Linked DNA regions of Homo sapiens: region 2 is linked to region 1. Evidence: read pairs that join two places in POLR2A ChIA-PET (ENCODE). Cell type or tissue: IMR-90. All regions are shown on one strand. Links, peaks and the distances in the headings refer to the core of each region. The heading gives the core; the rest is flanking DNA. Region 1 overlaps AK3 (adenylate kinase 3). Region 2 overlaps SPATA6L (spermatogenesis associated 6 like).

The links. ChIA-PET counts read pairs that join two places held together with the same protein. Peaks named below come from ENCODE experiments on the same cell type or tissue, not always from the same donor. Only the 100,000 strongest peaks of a DNase experiment are listed, where the experiment ranks them.
Region 2: POLR2A ChIA-PET joins it to region 1 with 11 read pairs; 2 of 35 experiments call an interaction of 5 or more read pairs at or near these places.

The regions. Positions count from the first base shown.
Region 1 is chr9:4,715,383-4,718,188 of GRCh38, reverse strand. All of the region lies in intron 4 of AK3 (adenylate kinase 3), which reads left to right. LOC124902112 (a long non-coding RNA gene) reads left to right here. Exons shown (of 2, transcript XR_007061401.1): 2 at 907-1,115. Among named protein-coding and RNA genes, the nearest start is that of AK3, 24 kb to the left of the region's middle. In IMR-90, for the core only: no CTCF peak of the experiment used is centred there; no DNase peak of the experiment used is centred there.
Region 2 is chr9:4,629,442-4,632,247 of GRCh38, reverse strand. All of the region lies in intron 4 of SPATA6L (spermatogenesis associated 6 like), which reads left to right. Among named protein-coding and RNA genes, the nearest start is that of PLPP6, 31 kb to the left of the region's middle. RefSeq lists an enhancer at 898-1,450. In IMR-90, for the core only: no CTCF peak of the experiment used is centred there; no DNase peak of the experiment used is centred there.

The sequences.
Region 1 (2,806 bases), core at 149-2,648:
GTGTGTATTGGCTTTGTCCTTAGGCTTCCTGCATGGTAGCAGACATTTGTAGGAACAGCCAGGGCTTCCTCTTCTATGAAGGGCTGAGGGGTAACCTTTCCTCCAGTGAATAGAAGCCCAGAGCACCACTCGGATGGAGCCAACTTGAACTACAGTCAGGGAATGCCTGGCACTAACTGTTACAGGCTTGGGTTACTGCCTACTGCAGAACCAGTCATTGGGGTGGGAAGGATTCCACTGATTACACTGACTAGTCCACTTCTAGAGTTGGCAGTGCGACAGTCTCATCCATACTCTGCTATGTGCAGATGTTCCGCAATTTACAATGAAATTACATCCTAATAAATCCATTGTAATTTGAAAATACCAAGCACCATAACTTAGCCTGCCTTAAACATGCTCAGAACACTTAGATTAGCCTACAGTTGGGCGAAATCATCTAACACAAAGCCTGTTTTGTAATAAAGTGTTGAATATCTCACATAATTTACTGAATATTGTACTGAAATTGAAAAGCAGGATGGTTGTACAGGTGCTCGAGGTACAATTTCTATTGAATGCATGTTGCTTTCGCACCATCATAAAGCTGAAAAATCCTGCATTGAATAATTGTAAGCTGGGGATTGTCGGTAGGGGAGGCAGGGCTGGAATGAATGCTGGGGAGGCAAACTTAATATTGCCCACCACATTTGCCAATACAGGATGCTATGGTGTGGAAGAATCTCAGATGGCAGCTAATCCCTCAGACTATGTAATTGGCTAGCAGTCTTTAAAAGCTTACATTTTAACATTGTTTTGTCTGCTCTTGTTTTGTCTGCAACACGTATAGGAACCGTACTGAATGAGTATTTGACTTAGGCTAAGAAATACTCCAGTTTTCTTACTGAGCCTTCCTGCTTCTTACAGAGGATTGACTGCCTCCCCTTTCATTTATGTACTTATTGAATACTGATCCTGATCAGGGCAGAACAGTATCTTGGGCAGAACACAGACTCTGGAGCCAGAATACCTAAGTTCAAGTCCCAGCTCACCATCTTCACCTTCACCTTCTGCTTAACCTCTGCCTGTTTTTTCCTCTGTAAATTGGGGAAGAGAATAAAGGTTTGAAAGATTAATATGGGTAACTCTTAGAACTGGGCCTGACGCATAGAAAGCACTATAGAAATGTTAGCTATTGTTATTGTTGTTGTAATAGCGTATGTATGCAGTAGAAATCTGAAGCAATAGTTTCCAAACTGTTATTTATTTATTTATTTTAGAGACAGGGTCTCACTCTGTCACCCAGGTTGGAGTGCAGTGGTTCTTTCATAGTTCACTACAGCCTTGAATTCCTGGGCTCAAGCAATTCTCCTGTCTCAGCCTCCCAAGTAGCCAGGACTATAGGCCCGTGCCACCAGACCTGGCCAATTAAAAAAATTTTTTTTAGAGCTGGGGCTCTTGCCATGTTGCACGGGCTACTCAAACTCCTGGCTTCAGGCAACCCTCCTGCCTCGGCCTCCCAAAACATTGGGATTACAGGTACGAGCCACCATGCCTGGCCTTTCAAACCATCTTAATTTTTTCTGGAGCATAAAATTACAAGGTTGGCAAACCATTTTTTGTAGTAGCTGTTACTATAATTTTGTCATTTGTTTAATGAGGCTGGTTCTGAAAATTACCGTCTCTTTTGCCCTAGGCAAGCTATTTAACCTCCATGCCACAAATCCCTTATTTGTAAAATCAGGCAATATTAAATAGCATCTGCTTTATAGGGTTGTTAAAAGAATTAAGTGAGAGATCCTGGAAAGTCCTACAACAGCCCTGGTGTCTATTAAATCATTCATTGTCAGCAATTATTGTTCACTCTCTTGACACTGTGCTAGGCCCTTGGTCCACATGGACAATTAGATCCAGTCCCTGTCAGGCTCCAAGAAGCTATGTTTGTGGGTGAGGTGGGGAGCTGGGTAAACAGTATTTATCATACAATATGATATGTGCTTATATTAACTAAGAACCTAATTCACACCAGGTTAAGCAAAAGGGGAATTTATTGGTAATGTAACTGAAAAGTCAAAGATAGATGGATGGGTCCAGGTGTTCAAAAACACCTATCATCAGGCGTCAGTCACTCCGCTCCATTGTCCTGTGCTGGCTTCAGTCTCAGGTGTGCCCTCCCTGTGTAGCAGCCCCTCAGCTTTCCAGTTTACCTCCTACCAGCCAGAAACCCCAGCAGCAAAGAGCCTCTTTTGCCAGCAAAAGTCTTGGGGTCGGCACCGATTAGCTCTGATCATGTCCATCCTTGAAGATGGGGAGTGGGGACAGTCTCTCCTGAACCTCGTCGACTGAGTTTGGTGGAGAGGTTATTTCCCAAAGGTAACCAGAGGAAGGGAGAATGCATTGTTGCTGGGCAGATAACACCACCACTGCAAGGCTATGAATGATAATCCCCCAAAGCAGTGAAGTACCAGGGGTTGTTGGGATTCGTTCTGTCAAAATATCAAAATATGGGAAGGGGCCTGGGACAGTGGCTCATGCCTGTAATCCCAGCACTTTGGGAGGCTAAGGCAGGAGGATCGAAAAGGCAGGAATTCAAGATCAGCCTGGGCAACATGGTGAAACTCTGTCTCTACAAAACATAAAAAAAAATATTAGCCAGGCATGGTGGCACATGCCTATAGTCCCAGCTACTGGGGAGTCTGAGGTAAGAAGATTGCTTGGACCCAGTGGGTCAAGACTGCAGTGATCTATGATTGCTCCACTGCAGTCTAGAGCGCGGGTGTCAGAGTGAGACCCTGTCTTAAAAAAAAAAAAAAAAAAAGTAGTAAGG
Region 2 (2,806 bases), core at 276-2,775, 86 kb after region 1:
ATAGCTGATGTTTCAGCCTGGCCAGCACAGTGAAACCTCGTCTCTACTGAAAATACAAAAATTAGTTGAGCATGGTGGTGCACACCTGTAATCCCGGCTACTGAGATGCTGAGGCAGGAGGCAGAGGTCAGAGTGAGCCAAGATCATGCCACTGCACTCCAGCCTGGGCGACAGAGTGAGACTGCATCTCAAAAAAAAAAAAAAAAAAAAAAAGTAGCTGATGTTCACTGTGTGCTCACTGTATACCAGGCACTGTGTTGAGCTCATTACATGGATTATCCTGTTCAGTCCTCCTTCACCTTGTGAGGTGACAGCTATTCTTTCCCCACTTTAATGGAGAGGGAAGGTGGTGTAAAGAGTTTCAGAAATGCCCTCAGGGTCACAGAACTGGTGAGTGGTGGAAGAGGGACCCTCGTGCTGGCCTGACTGGCTTCAGAGCCTGCACTCTTACTCACTGAATGATGCTAATTTTCTCATATTTATTTCAGCCCACTATCTGATTTCTTTTCATTAATATTGTAGGAAGTAAGAATGAATTACATATATGTGAGACAAATCATTCACTTTATTTTCTCCTAATTTATCAATTGATTAATAATTAGATTTATTTCCTCCACTAGCATGTGGCTTTTCTTTGTATTTGTGTATTTTGCTGTTTTATTTCACTTGCTACTTAATGGTATTTTTTATTTCCTGGTGAGGTCAAGAATTTTTTTATTTTTGCAATATTATCTAGTCTCATCCATTAGATAATAGATAATATTACTGTCTCATCTATCAGATAATATATAATATTACTGTCTCATCTATTAGATAATAGATAATAAAAGATAATAATACTGTTTTCCTATGAGGCAATGAGAAGATTGCACAATTATCTATTATCATGTTAGGTTAAGACTGACTTTGTAAAGTGAGCATAAAAAGCATTTAAAAATTATTTTTATTTATGTATTGTGTTATTTATTATGTTAAATCCTTTTATTGACCAACCATTATCACCATCGTTCCATTGGTAAGGAGACTGGATGAGATATAGTCTCTGAATTTCAACTCTAAAGTATAATGTTATGCTAAAAACAGCACGGTATGAAAAAGAAAATACATTCTTCTTTATTGTCTGTAAGTCATTGCAAGGAGTGGAGGTCATATAAGGTGAACAAAAGTGTGTTACAGAGTGTGGATTCCTTACCAGCAGGGGACTTCCTTCCTTCACTCTGGGCAAAGTCGATCAGGAATTTGAAAATCTATTAGGCAGCTGCATGTACAGTGGTTAAGTGTGGAATCAGATTGTCTGGGTTCATTCCCAGTTTTGTCATGAATGGCTATGAGACTTTGGTTAGGTTAATCTCTTTGTGCCTTAGTTTACTCATCTGTAAAATGAGACTGTAATGGTACATCCCTTACAGGATTATTGTGAGTGTTAGATGAGGTAATATATAGTGTTTAGCACAATACCTGGTATATGTATAGAAACCCTTAATAGCACTGGCACATGTAATAAGCATGCAGTAGGTGTTGGCTTCTTTTCTCTTGAGGGCTTCAGCTGGGGCAAACCTTGTTTTGGAAGCATCTTGAGTATAAGTGGTATAAATGAAAATGAAATATTAGAGACTGGAGGGAGAGACTACTATGGGCTTACCTGGAGGAGTTAGAGTGAGATCAGACATTGAGAGATGGGTAAAATTTGGATGGAAAAGAAAAGAAGGAAGATGCCCTCAGGGCAAGAAGTAACTTGGCCAGGTGGTGTTCTCTGGGGGAGAGTAGAGCAGAGAGGTGATGCAGAGGGGCCACTGGTGAGTCGATGGGGTCAGGTGGAGACAGTGTAATTTAGTCAGATCCAGGTCCTGTCCCTGTGGTGCCATTTATAAACCTTGTAAATTTGGGGAAATTGCCTTAATGTCTCTTTAGGCCTGTTTTTTGGGGAAAGCAGTTGTATTTTAAAAATTATTATACAATAAAATTGATGCTTTTTTGGTCTACAGGTCTATGAATTTTAACACATGTATAGATTTGTAAAACCACTGCTACGAGCAGGATGTAGAACAATCCCATCCCTCCTAAAATCCCCCTCATGTTACCCCTTTATAGGCACTTCCTCACCCTCACCCTGAGCACTAGTCTTTTCTCTATCACCATAGTTTTGTTTTTTTGAGAATGTCACATAAATGGAATCATACAGTCTGTAACCTTTTGAGACTGGCTTTTCTTACTTAGAAGAATGCTGTTGAGATCCATCCATGTAGTTGTGTGTGTCATTCATTTGTTCCTTGTTATTACCGAGTAGTTTCCATTATGTAAATACACCACAGTTCATCTGTTCACCCATTAAGGATGTTTGGATTGTTTCTAGTTTTTGCCCATTTTTCAGTTTTATCATCTGTAAAACAGGATGATTGTAATAATTGTACCTACCCTATAGGATTATAAGAATTAAACAGGATAGGGCATATATATATATATATATATATATATATACACACACACACACATATATAAAACACAATATTTTAGACAGTATGGTACTAAGAACAAAAAATAGAAATAGAAAAATCAATGAAACAAAATGAATTTGGAATTAGATCTAATGAATATAAATATCTGATATAAAATATAAAGCAAGTTTTTCAAAGCAGGTAGGTAGAGAGGAAGGCTCTGTATTCATACCTCTCTCTAGGTAATCTCATTCAATTCCATGGTACAGTGTTTTAAATAGAGTAGCTAACATCATGGACACTGGAGCCGGAATGCCTGGGTTCAATTAATAGCCCTCATTACTAGATGGACATGTTACTTAAACTGTGTC